3 separate regions of the Homo sapiens genome follow, and all the other regions are linked to region 2. Evidence: chromatin loops called from intact Hi-C (ENCODE). Cell type or tissue: A673. All regions are shown on one strand. Each heading gives the region's core, and the rest is flanking DNA. Links, peaks and the distances in the headings are about the cores only.

Region 1 (4,237 bases), core at 1-4,000, 1.7 Mb after region 2:
CTCCCAAAGTGCTGGAATTACAGGTGTGAGCCCGACCCTGATTTTCTTTTAAACCTCCAACACAATTTTTTTATTAAAAGGTTCATTAGGGAAAATAATGGTTTTTGTTTTTGTTTTTTAATCTTTATGTACTCTAGAGAGCTTATAAAATACATAATATATCTTACAGAAGATGTTCAATGGCGATTGTTGAGTGTCCCTTTGAATGAACAAATGGAAGGATGAAGATTGAATGTGAATATGCAAGTGAGAGAGGAAAATATTATAAAATATCTTTGGATTCATTTTTTCACACACCTACTGGTATCAGTATGTGCAGTTTAGGATCAGGAAATCTGAGTTCCATGATCAAATTGATTAGGGACTTGCTATTCAACCTTCAGTAAATAATTTAGCCTTTCTGTGTCTCATACATTCAGCAATTCAACAAATATTTGTTAAGCACCTTCTATCTGCCCAGCACTGAAACATTTCTCACTAAGCATGTTTTGACCTGATTTTCTTCCCGGTAATACACTTTAGTAGAAGATTGAAAATGTACCCTAATTTTTCTTCCTTGGAGTCAAATACTTTCTCACACTGAGTAGGTGAGTAGCTGGTATCTGCAAGACTGATAAATGAGAAAACATGTCATAAACTGACCATTCTTTGGACAGTATTTCTAGAAAAGAAAAAAAGAAAAATCTTTATCAGGATGCCATTAGATTAGCTATTAATTACGTTTATAAAGGAGTATATGTAATGAAGTAGAATTGAATGCATTATACAAATGGCATCTTTCTCAAATATGTGTTGCTCATCCTTTTAAGAGACCAATGCAATCATCCATATTGTCTCTCCACCCACTACATTTAATTAAACAGTTTGGGTCCAGTGGGGTCAAAGGTGTTCAGTAACATTTACCGTCTGACAGCAATCCCATGGCCTATATTCTGTGAATGTGGAAGCCCTGGTTCATTGCAATGAGCAGGTATCTGCGTTAGCAAAGCAGCTACCACTCTAATTTTCTCTAATTGACTTGTTGGCAGTGCTAACAGAGAGGGCAAAAGATGCAGGAACATGCAGAGTGGGCCCCGACAAGAACTTGGCATGGATGAGGCCAGTGAGTGAAGTATATAATCTGTAATGAATAAAGGACTCTGGGCTGTCAATCTGGCACATGCCACTGGCATTTAATTCACACAAAATATTAATTAAAAATAATGATGTTCTCCCCAGCTTTTGTCGCCAAGTACAGCATCTTGGTCTAGCCCTGAAGAGCTGTCTACAGGTTTCTTGATTCATTCCCTCAGCCCCAGAGAAAGACATTCATCTCTTACCTTCAGGGAAGCCTCAAAAAAAGCTCTTAGAATAATGGGTCTCTCACCTACCAAGTCTCAGGGGAAGGAGAACCCAGGCTTTTCCTGATTACCCATTTCTTGTCTTTTTCAATCTCTGTGATCAACGAATGTGCATTTATTTTCTCCTTTCCTGGCCACAGAGAATATACTGGCCAAGAGCCATCTATTTTGGATGCTCAACGAGTTACTAAATATTTCTTCAGTTTCCTTTATCCCAAACTGAGGTGTTCTACAAGAAAGGTTGGCCAAACAATAATGAAAATCTGATCAATAATTTCAAATCTGCTAAATAACCCAGAATATTCTTGATTTAAAAGAATTCCCGTGGACTTCCAAATTATTATTTGGAAATTTATTTTCAAATTATTTCAGTATGATTAAATCACAGTAAATTCAAAGAAGAAAATACTGCTGAGCTTTATTTTGCAGAGGCAACTGATAAATTTTTAAGCCTATATATTTGCAACATTTTAGCAAGTACAAAAAAATACACTTACTGTCATGATTGTCACTAAGTGTATTCCTGCACAATGGGGTCTGGCCATAATTAATGATTAATTCATTTGGAATCATCATGATAATATTAAATGTGTTTAACTCATTTGATGCTTCTGTAGAGGGAGCAATTCTAGGCAATTCTTTTGTGATTTACTGGTTTTAAAGTTTAAGAGCTCTGAGCATGTGCAGGAAAATAGTTCCACATTGCTCTCCAGTGGCACAGTGGTAAATTACACCCTTCTTACATACTGGTAGAAAACCCTCATTCTCTCTTGCTCCCAATTCACACTTAAAGCATCTTTCCTCTTCCATATACATTCAAACAAAATACCTCCATCACAATATAAAAGGATATCAAAGCACTATAGCCCACTTGTTAACTAATAAATGTACAATATTTTCTTGTTTTTTGTTCTGGAAGATCAATTATTGGATCAAACTTTATCAGGACCGGAACAAAATCCTATTGTTTCCTCAGTAGGTCCAGAATGCAGTTTGGCAAGAGCACAATACAGAGGCTAGACTCCCCAAAAGATGTTTATGAGCAGTTAAAGTGTGAAAAGCATAAAAGAAAGCTCCTGGAAAAGGCAGTCAAAGGGGTTGTGGAGTCTTCCCAAGCCTTTATTACTTAGGTAGTTCTGCATTACTTTAGAAAAACCATTGACCTTACCTGAGCCTCAAGTTACTAACTGACGATAGGAAAACATTGAGCCAAAACATCTTCAGGACTCCTAGCTCTATGGGATATTCTTATACCAGTTACAAGTCCATTGCAAGTGTGTTTACTTTTTACGGGGCTAAGCTGTTACCACTTTTTGTTTAAGTGTAAGGTTGATCTTCTCTAAGATGTGCACAGCATAGTAGGTATTGGTGAAATACAGTGATTAGTATAATTCATTAATCCAACAGAGAGTAAATTATAAAGCTCTCGACTCAGCATATTCTATACCATGGCTAAAGATCAAGTGAAAGAAGCTGTCATTACTCAGATGACTCGAGATTTGGTAGGTATCAATATTAGCAAGAGTCTGTTTTGGAATGACAGTTACCTCAAATTTATGGGGGTTAGGAGATGAAGAAATGATGACTGCTTCAGATTAAGTTAAAAATTCAAACCAATACAATGAGAATCTTGTATTCTCAGTACCAAGTAAGGTATTTTTAATTTTTTTTCTTTTTTAAAAAAGAAATAATATACACCCTGAAAGACTGAAAGGTAATAATCCAGTAATGTTACAGAAGCTTTTACAGAGTGCATTTTCTATGGAGCTATAAATTAAGCATCTGGGTGGTGGGAACAGAAAAATGAAGACATGAATTTAGTGTCTCATGGACTATGCTGACCATCCATAAGCTACAGCTGTTAACCCTGATTAGGAAGTCAAAGGCTTCCTATTAAGTAGAACATTCTTTGAATCCTAATCCAAATTGGACCTGTGAATATAAAACAATCACTTCAAATCTCCTAGCATAAACACCTGTTTCATTCTTTTATATTTACCCCCCACCCCCCCCCCACCACCACCTTACCACATCATATAAAGTTTCTAGTTTGTTGTTGCTCTAAAGGTTGACGGCTTGACTATGGAAGACCAGACTTCAGTATCTATTTTTCCGGGATTATATGTATATTGGCATGTAGTTGGGTATGTAGGAATCTGTCCAAGGTTATAGACTAATGACCACAGGCTTGGATTCAGTCCAGAGAGATAGTTTTTCCAGGATAGGAAATTTATTGTATTTATTGTATTTTCCAGGACAGGAATTTATTGTATTTATTTAAATTATCTGCCAACACTGAAAAATTTGATAATTTCTCATAAAAATCTGGATTTCCAGATAATCTGACAAAACTGGGACTACCTTCCATACACTAATATTATCTTGGACCTGAATAGTGGCTCCACTCTTTAGATCAATCATATACTTTCCAAGATCCTCTCTGACCTAGTGGCTCTCATACACTGTAGCCAAATCTAGCCGTTTTTCTTTTCTCTCTCTCTCTGATTAAAAACAACACACACACACACACACACACACACACACACACACCCCTACCTCCTAAGCACTTGAGTGTGGAATTTCTGATCACTTTTTCACTCTTTTGATAAACACTTAGATAGATGCAAATACGGAGATGTATTCAAATTGCGAATGGAATTTGAACTGCAAAAAGGCAATTTTAAATGGCTCAAGCCTAATAAAAATGTTTACATTTTTGGTGCATAGATGATTCATATATTTGAAATCAGACGTAGTCCATCCTGCAATAACTCAAAAGAATATATTTCCCAGTGGAAAAAAAAGTGTACTTTTTGATCTACCTAATTGTATTTTCACCATTTTTTCACTGAAATGTTTTCTTCCTCCTATAGTGCTTCTTAGTCCTACCCTTATTC
Region 2 (4,542 bases), core at 316-4,315:
CAGTGAGGGAGGGTTGACTACAAAGGAATAGCAAGAATGAATTTTTTTGTGGAAGGTGATAGAAATATTCTGTATCAATTGTGATGCTGGGTCTGTGACACTATGCATTTGTCAACATTCATAAAACTGTATACCAAGAACAGTAAATTTTGTTTCTAAAATAAATTTAGAAAACACAAAAAAGCAGAACACTGCCTAACACATCTAAGTGTTTAATAAATGTTTCTGTTACCAAGAAAAAATAACTCTGCCTTGCAGGAAATAAAAAATTACCAATGGCAAAGACTTATTTACTGATGGAGTATTATCTGAAAAACAAATAAGATTGGTTGCAAAAAGATTTCCTAGTTTGTAAAATATCCAGTTGTACTTATGTTTCATAGGGATCACATAGTATCTTTAAAGTACTAAAAGAAAAAATTGTGAAAACATGGTATCTAAGTGCTAATTTCTTTAAATAATCTAAAATAAAACAATGCGCTTTAGTTTTAAAAAGTTGTGGTGTCCAAAGAAATACATTTTCATTGTTATTAAGCGTATGCAAAAAATTATAAACACAGACATACACAAACACAAATAGTTGTTTTCTTATTTTCCAAAGATAAAACTGTAGGGAATTAATATTGAGTCCTGCTTGTGCGAGGCACTGTTGTATTCATTAGATCTTATAATAATCCCATGAGGGAAGCAGTATTATCCCCATTGTATAGATGGCAACTATGAGACCCAGGGAGGTGAAGTGAGTTAAGAAAGGTTACAGGGTTGGTAGCATCTGCTCCAAGATGTAATCCAGGTCTGCCTGACTCTGCGGATGCATTTCCCACAGACACACACTCCTTCTGGCTGTACAAATGGCAGGCAGCCAACAGCTCCAGCTCACAAAGACAAGGCTCCCGCCTGAACAGCATGCAGCTCTCTCAAGTCTGGCCTCTGCTGAGAACCTCTGTCCCGCTGCCGGACCTGCAACCCCAAGGCTCCTGCCCTGTCAGTGGCTTCAGTGTGGTCACTGTGGTGAGGAAAATCTGTCCCTTTGCGAAGACACTGAGGCAGGGCCTGGATCTAAGCCGTATCTTCCTCAGCTGCAGTGCCAGCACAAAAGCAAACAGCCTCACAGGGGGCCATTCTGTCAGGAAGATAAATGCTGTCTCATTGATTCCCTCACCGAGGAGCTTGTCTGAAATGGCAGCTGCTAGACAGAAACGCTTTGAAGATTGAACCCAGGAGTCCAGTTCCAGCCTCTCTTTCAGTCTTGACTAGCAATTCAAACTCGCGTGACAAATTTAAGTCCATGTCACTGCCTAGGATAGAAAGTAAACTCGGTGAATGACACAACTTGCCAGGGATATCCTTAGACCGTTGCCACGTTGCCAGTACCAGGACAGATCCTACTGGCTACTATCTGCTGTAGGATTTACAGCCAGTCCCATCCCAGAATTTGCATGGGTCACAATGTCCTTCAAGGGCAAAGGGAAGTCCTGAAAAGGCAATGAAGTTCGAAAAAGGAGAGTACAGAGCGTCTCACTTGTCAGGACACGGGGAAGGGAGAAGGGTCCCTCGGAGTCCTGTGTATGAGTGTGTGACTGATACACACACTCATGAATGTGCATCGGGGTCCTATGTATGAATGTGTGAGTGATACATACACTCATGAATGTGCATCGGGGTCCTATGGATGAATGTGTGAGTGATACATACGCTCATGAATGTGCGTTGGGATCCTATGTATGAATGTGTGAGTGATACATACACTCATGAATGTGCATCAGGGTCCTATGGATGAATGTGAATGATACATATGCTCATGAATGTGGGTTGGGATCCTATGTATGAGTCTGTGAGTGATACACACACTCATGAATGTGCGTCGGGATCCTATGGATAAATGTGTGAGTGATACACACACTCATAAATGTGCATCGGGGTCCTTTGTATGAATGTGTGAGTAATACATACACTCATGAATGTGCATCGGGGTCCTCTGTATGAGTGTGTGAATGGTACATATACTCATGAGTGTGCATCAGGGCTTTTGTTTTTGTTGTACCAGCTAACAGCATCACACCAGCTATCCCGGTGTCACTGTCTTGTATCAACTGCTGTTCACATCAGAGGGCGAGGACTAAGGCAACTACCCCCAATTCCCTGTGTGCCAAGGAAGTGGCCTAATGTCGTGGGTGAGATGGAGTATGAGCAACAGCAGATGATCACATCCAGGGGTGCACCCCGCCCCTGGCATTTCCACCTGGCCCCTCAGTGGAAGAGGTTAGTGCAGTGAGAGATTTCTCCACGAGGTGGCGCTCATAGCTTAGCTTTATTTTTACTTTCATTGATGGGAAAATTTGCCCTGCTACCGCCGCCGGAGAACGCACATGACTTATGCTTTCTAATTCATGTGCAGATTTCGTGTACTGTCATGTTTGGGGTTCTATTGAATTTTGTACAATTACAACTTATTCTTTCCCTCTGGGACCTTGGCAAGCAACACTATACAAGGATAGGCATTATAACCTGTCGGGTGGGGGGGCGGTGGGGGGGTCATTATTTTATCACACACACAGAAACACACACACATATACACACTTGCTTTAGGGATAAATTCTGCCATTTTATTTTTTCCTGGTCCTCATCGTGGTCAGAATGGTGTGACCAGCTGATACCCTTTGTTTACTAGAACCCAGTACAGCAACACCAGTTCAGTATTCATGTCCATTACATGGTGGACAAAGCTTGGATTGGCAGCCTCAAAAAATGCTCACCCACCCTGAGGCTTAGCGATCAAAGCTCAGAGGAAAACAGCTGGTGGCAGGCTTGTCTTTAAAGGAGGATATCAGAACTGGTATGTGTGTGAGATGCTGTGGCTGGGTTTTACATGGTGGCTGTCTCTGAAGAAGCTACCTGTAGGGCTGAGCTGACTGAGGTGCTTGGAAGCCTTATAGTAATACTACTGGATATGATCCAGTTATTAGGGTTTAAAATAACAGATGTACAATATCATCCCTTTCCTCAAGGAAAAATCCAGTCTACTAGAGACGATAAGAAATTTAGTCAATCCAGTAACACAAAAGGTAGTTTCTGCTAAGTACATCATGTCAACAAATTTGCTCTGAGAGTTCATAGGAAAACCTATCCCTGTGTCTTGGAATACAACAGTGCCTCGCACAAGCAGAACTCAATATTAATTCCCTACAGCTGGGGAAGCGTTCAGGGAAGGATAGACCTAGGTCAGGCTTTGACAGGATTAGGAATCAGGCAGGGCAGGAGAGGGCATGACCGGGGAAGTGGGAAGGGAATTCTGTAATAGATCATCTATGTAGACCTGGTAAACCTCGGATAGCTGGAGCTCAATTAATTGGCACCCTCAGTAATAGGTGGTTCCTTTAAAAATTCTATTTCATGAAAAGACAAAATCACAGTAAGATGACAGTTCCTTACAGTATAGAAGGATGATGTCCCCGAAGCCCAGCAGAATGATTAATCTTTAAGGCAGTATTTATTTTTATTCTTATTAAATACTGAGAGTGACCTCATTCATTCAACACATTTTTTTTTTTTTATTATACTTTAAGTTCTAGGGTACGTGTGCACAATGTGCAGGTTTGTTACATAGATATACATGTGCCATGTTTGTTTGCTGCACCCATCAACTCGTCATTTACATTAGGTATATCTCCTAATGCTATCCCTCCCCCAGCCCCCCACCCCCCAACAGGCCCCAGTGTGTGATGTTCCCTGCCCTGTGTCCATGCATTCAGCACATGTTTATGCAAATATTTATGAAAATATTTATGGAGTATTTTCATTGTGCTGAATGTTTTGTGGGAAACTAAGATGTATCAGGCAGGATTGTCTTCTCTGGAGACTTTGTGGTAGGAGAAAAGACAATAAATGTGAATATCACGATAATGTCAGAGAAAAGACAAAGACTCTACGGTAAGTACGGAAAAGTATAGAGCAAGACAAAAATTATTTCAGCTGAGGGTTCAGTGGTAGGATGTATTCATATAAAGATAAAAGGAGAGGAAGAGATTTTTGCATTAAGAAATGGCAAGCACAAAATAAAGAAGTCTGCAAGAAGAGACTGAATGGGGAACACAGAGTAGGAGAGCAGACATAGTGAGCAAGGCTGCTGCAAGCTTAGGTGAGAGCCATATGTCAGGCAGCTTTGCATGGCAGGTTAAAGAGTTTCAGTTCAGCTGGGCGCGGTGGCTCACGCCTGTAATCCCAGCACTTTGGGAGGCCGAGGCGGGCGGATCACGAGGTCAGGAGATTGGAGATTGCAACCATCCTGGCTAACACGGTGAAACCCCGTGTCTACTAAAAAATACAAAAAATTAGCCAGGCGAGGTGGTGGGTGTCTGTAGTCCCTGCTACTCGGGAGGCTGAGGCAGGAGAATGGCGTGAACTCGGGAGGCGGAGCTTGCGGTGAGCCGAGATCCCGCCACTGCCCGCCAGCCTGGGCGACAGAGCGACTCTGTCTCAAAAAAAAAAAAAAAAAAAAGAGTTTGAGTTCAGTAGGATTCTACATACTTTTGAGTAGACAGA
Region 3 (4,237 bases), core at 1-4,000, 620 kb after region 2:
TAAACAATTTTTCACAAGGGGTGGAAATCAAACCAGATCTAATAAGAAAGATCCTTATGTGGCTGCATGATGAGAAGATGAAAGACGCAACTATTGCAGGAAGGATGGCCCTGACATGCAGGGGTGCCAGGCGATTCACAAAATCCTGCATGGGTGTAAGTTTCCGCCTAACACTTTAATAACAAAAATATCTCTTTTTAACTGGTGTTAGCTTATTTTTCCCTCTGGCCTTTCTTTTTCTATTTCTTACTGAAAGCAAATAACCTATTATCAACTCCTGATAATATGTGGTGGTTTTAACTTCAGCTCCTGAAGCTGAGTCTTGGGAACTGATGAATAAGACATTTTTCTTCACGTTCTATTGTGAAAACATTCCTGGTATTTCTCTTATTTCCTGTGCCTTAGAGAACTCAGTAGGGTGCTGAATTTCAGTAGAGATACAAATGTACTTGCAAGCTTGGCATTGATTTATCATGATCTTTCCTGTAAGGGAAAAATAGAGATTGTTTTTGCTGTACAGACTTCCCTAGAAGAGTTTGACTTCTAACACCTCTGATGGGTAGTCTAATTGGATTTAGAAGATGGTATGAATCTCTTTTGGCAACAATGAAAGGCACACAGAGGCCTAAGGGCAGCCATCATTTATTTATTTATAACACATTTTATTTCAAAAAAATGTTAAGCCAATCCCTGCTCCTGAGTCTACATCAATACTTTTGACACGTAAAAAAACAATATAAATCACAAATTTAATACATTCTCTCTAAGTTTTCCTAATGATATATTCAATGGTCTCATGCCTTCTTTCAAATTAAACAACCTAGTTTAGTCTCTTCTGTTTTCATGTATGATAACCCGCCTTGCCAATGCACCTGGTCCTTTAAATATCAATCTATATTTTTCCTGAAATGGAGGATACCTAATAATTATCTGGAACCAAATAGTGGATTGAATGGAAACTCTGCTGTCCACACCTTTGACAATTATACCACTGGTTCCTCATAAAGGAACCTCCAAATGTCAAAGCATAGAAGAAAGAATGAGAACTTTCTGCAGTCCATCATCTGTAATAAAGGAATGTTATGGAATACATGGAGAGAACGCCTGAACACAGCATTGGAAAGTGAAGAATTTGAATTGTATAGAGTAGAGGACAGATGAGCATCTTTTTAAATTAATTGAATTAACCAAACTTAGTACAGTATTAATAGCCCTTTATGAGAAACAATTAAATATAGCAAAAATTGTGGTATTCCAAGGAACTATTCTAAAAGACATACAAATGGAAAGCCTAAGTGTGAATATGCATGCATGATAACTTGGAGAAAATTCCAAAGTTTGAGTTTTCCAATCCTTGAGGCTGTTCTATTAATAATATTCATCAAAATATTCGTTTCACTCAAAGGAATTGAGACTGTGGCTTCAGAAGGAAACATTTAACCAGATATATTTATATATTCAACCAGTGGAAAGAAGAAAATACATTACTTCTCTTTCAATAACACAACATCTTTATTTTACCCTTCTACCTGGAGGGTACAGATAGAGTCCAGAGGAAAATCAGCTATTTCTGAATTTTTAGGAATGGTATTATCTAATCGTGAGCTACCTGGGGCCGGTGCTAGGGAGCACAGCGCCCACTTGTGGGCATGCGTAATTTGCCACTGCTCTGTGCAGGTGAATTTAATCAACACCTTTTACCTTCTCCCCAAAGACACCAGCCCACTAAAATGCATGGGGTTGGGTAGGGGGATGGTGGAGAAGGGTGGGAGAAGGGGCTCTGGATGTACACAAATCATTCGGAAAGGCAAACCATCTCTGTTTTGGAAAATAAAGTTTTATGGACAGCTGTGCCCGTTTGTTTACATATTGTCTGTGGCTGCTTTCACACAACAGAGTTGCATAGTTATGACAGAGAGTAGATTGCAGAAAAAAGCAAAGATATTCAATGTGTGTCCCTTTACAGAAAAAGTTTGCCAACCTCTGCTTTAAACTCTTAGGTTTACCTGCAAGCCCGTCTGGAGATTTTCAGAGATCCATTCATCCAATCCTCCAGAATATCAGCAATGTTTCCTTTACATTTGTGATTATGCCTTCCTGCATTTTCTAAAACTGGAGGGAATATTTATTTTTTTCAGTGTTATCAGAAGACACTAGAGTCTACATTTGTTAACTCGTTTATGTAAATGGGTGAAAAATCAGAGAGGACCACAGGAAACTTGTATTTTAAATAGCTTCCAATCACTGAGCCATAGAGAGTGATACCATGATCCAAGCCAAAGAGTGAGTACCACCCTATAACACCCTCACCCCCAAACCAGGAGGTTTGAATCTGGGAGCCATAGTCCCAGAGGCATTCTACTGCTGCCACTGCTGATAAACCCAGCTGTCACACCAAGAAGGATCACTTCCCAGACTGACAACAAAGACTTCGGTGGTACCTACTTGCAGAGGTTGGCAAAAGATGCCACATGGGCCAGGTGTTCACAGCCTATCTCCTCCTCCATAAACAATGCAGGATGTTTTATGCTCACAGCAGAGTAATGACTCTAAGAGACTGAATGATTAAATGCCAGTCTGCCAGCCAGAGTACATTTGTTTTCTGCTTGAAAAAGCCACTTTCATTTTGTATGACAGCTTTCTTAACTGCAACATAGCTCAGAAAATGACAGAGAGCGAATGAGAATAAGTGATTGTAAACTGGCAAACAACTATTTGCTACTATTTGAACTACCATTAAACTGTTCATTCAATTTCTACTCAGAAGCCATCAGTCAGCTGTGGAACCAGAATGTAAGCATTATTTATTTGGTGGCATTACAATGCCATCTAATCTTGGAGAAAATCATTTAGACAAAAATCAGAGTATCCAAAAATTGCCTTGACATTCAGTGGCAAAATGCAATGCTTAACCATAGCTTCTTGCATTTCTGTATTTTTTTTCTCATTATTATTACTGAGATACTTGAATTCCATTCTCATTCCAATATCATGCCTTCAATAGTATCATTTTTCTCACTAGCTGCCTGTGCAGGCCAGGAATTGTTAACACAGAGCAAAGCTAAAGCTTTGTAAAATGTTCAAGGGCTACTCCTGGCTCCCATTTAGTATCATTCATTTCCTTTGGGAATATGCCTGTTCACAATTTCCTAAGACAGCCTTGTTCACCATGGAAGAAACAGAAAATGTAAAAACAGTGAGGTCAGCTACCAGGTGCTCTGCCTACTTTACCTTATTTAAACCTCTTAATCTTAATGAGGTAGGTAGTTTGCCTCTGTTATAGACAAAAAAGTTGAGGCTTATGTAGGTTAAGGGATTCGCCAAAAAGTTGGAGCTGGATATCAAGTCTGACTGACCCTAAGTTCATCTTACGAAGTTGCTTCTTAAAGGAAGCTAGTGTTATTGCCTGTTCCATCGAAAGTAAAGAAATTTAAATACTCCAAAGGAGTCGGTATTTATTATGTATATAGATAGGAATTTGAAGTAATGAAATAAATCATGTTTAGGCGAATGTCAGTGTTAGAGTTCCATATGAGAGTTAATTTTTCATATATTAATACTGGAAGATTATGTCCTTAGTCTAACGATATTGACCACATTGAAATCATGTTTTAGAACATTTTCTAAGACCCCCTTCATACATGGAGTCACAGGTCTTTTGCTTTTGTTTTTGTCATTTGTTTGCTCATTTGTCTGCTTATTTTTAAAGTTAGCTATTTTTTTCTTAGCCCTTTATTCTCTCAAAGTGAATTGGTGTTTGATAACAGCTGAATTAATTTGGAGTCAAGTTTAGTGTTAGTGAATAGATCAAATTATTTAATATCACTTTGTGTGTAAAAAGGGTTGATCATATGGTGAATGGATGTAAGTTACTGCACCTCATAAATGAAACATTTGAGTATTTATAACACTGTCCTAATGGTTTCCCAAGGATGTTAATTAGACAAAAAATAAACTTTCTGGAGGATATTTTGGCCATATGTATCAGGAATTTTACATTTTATACATGTTTTAGCACAACAATTCCATTTATAGAAACTTAAATAAATAAACAAGATGTATACTAAGATTTTTTTTAGAATACTCATCAGTGCATTATTTGAAAAGGTAAAAATAAAAATCAACATATCTAACATGAGACATTAGTCAACTATGTAATAAAATATGTGTTCATTTAAAACAATGTTATAATATGTAATGGTTCAATAAATATACATAATATGTTTAAAATATTTTT

The links. Peaks named below come from ENCODE experiments on the same cell type or tissue, not always from the same donor. Only the 100,000 strongest peaks of a DNase experiment are listed, where the experiment ranks them.
Region 1: a loop joins it to region 2, with 8 times the contacts of the local background. A loop is called at or near these places in 7 of 110 quality-filtered maps.
Region 3: a loop joins it to region 2, with 5 times the contacts of the local background. A loop is called at or near these places in 18 of 110 quality-filtered maps.

Annotation. Positions count from the first base shown.
Region 1 is chr18:53,378,216-53,382,452 of GRCh38, forward strand. All of the region lies in intron 15 of DCC (DCC netrin 1 receptor), which reads left to right. Among named protein-coding and RNA genes, the nearest start is that of MIR4528, 140 kb to the left of the region's middle. In A673, for the core only: CTCF peaks have their summits at 2,015 and 2,215; a DNase peak (open chromatin) is centred at 2,026.
Region 2 is chr18:51,666,018-51,670,559 of GRCh38, forward strand. No RefSeq gene overlaps it. Among named protein-coding and RNA genes, the nearest start is that of LINC01630, 280 kb to the left of the region's middle. In A673, for the core only: a CTCF peak has its summit at 2,257 (motif pointing right); DNase peaks (open chromatin) are centred at 854, 1,124 and 2,334; H3K4me3 peaks cover 505 bases; H3K27ac peaks cover 938 bases.
Region 3 is chr18:52,286,954-52,291,190 of GRCh38, forward strand. No RefSeq gene overlaps it. Among named protein-coding and RNA genes, the nearest start is that of DCC, 51 kb to the right of the region's middle. In A673, for the core only: a CTCF peak has its summit at 1,663 (motif pointing left); a DNase peak (open chromatin) is centred at 438; H3K4me3 peaks cover 294 bases; H3K27ac peaks cover 613 bases.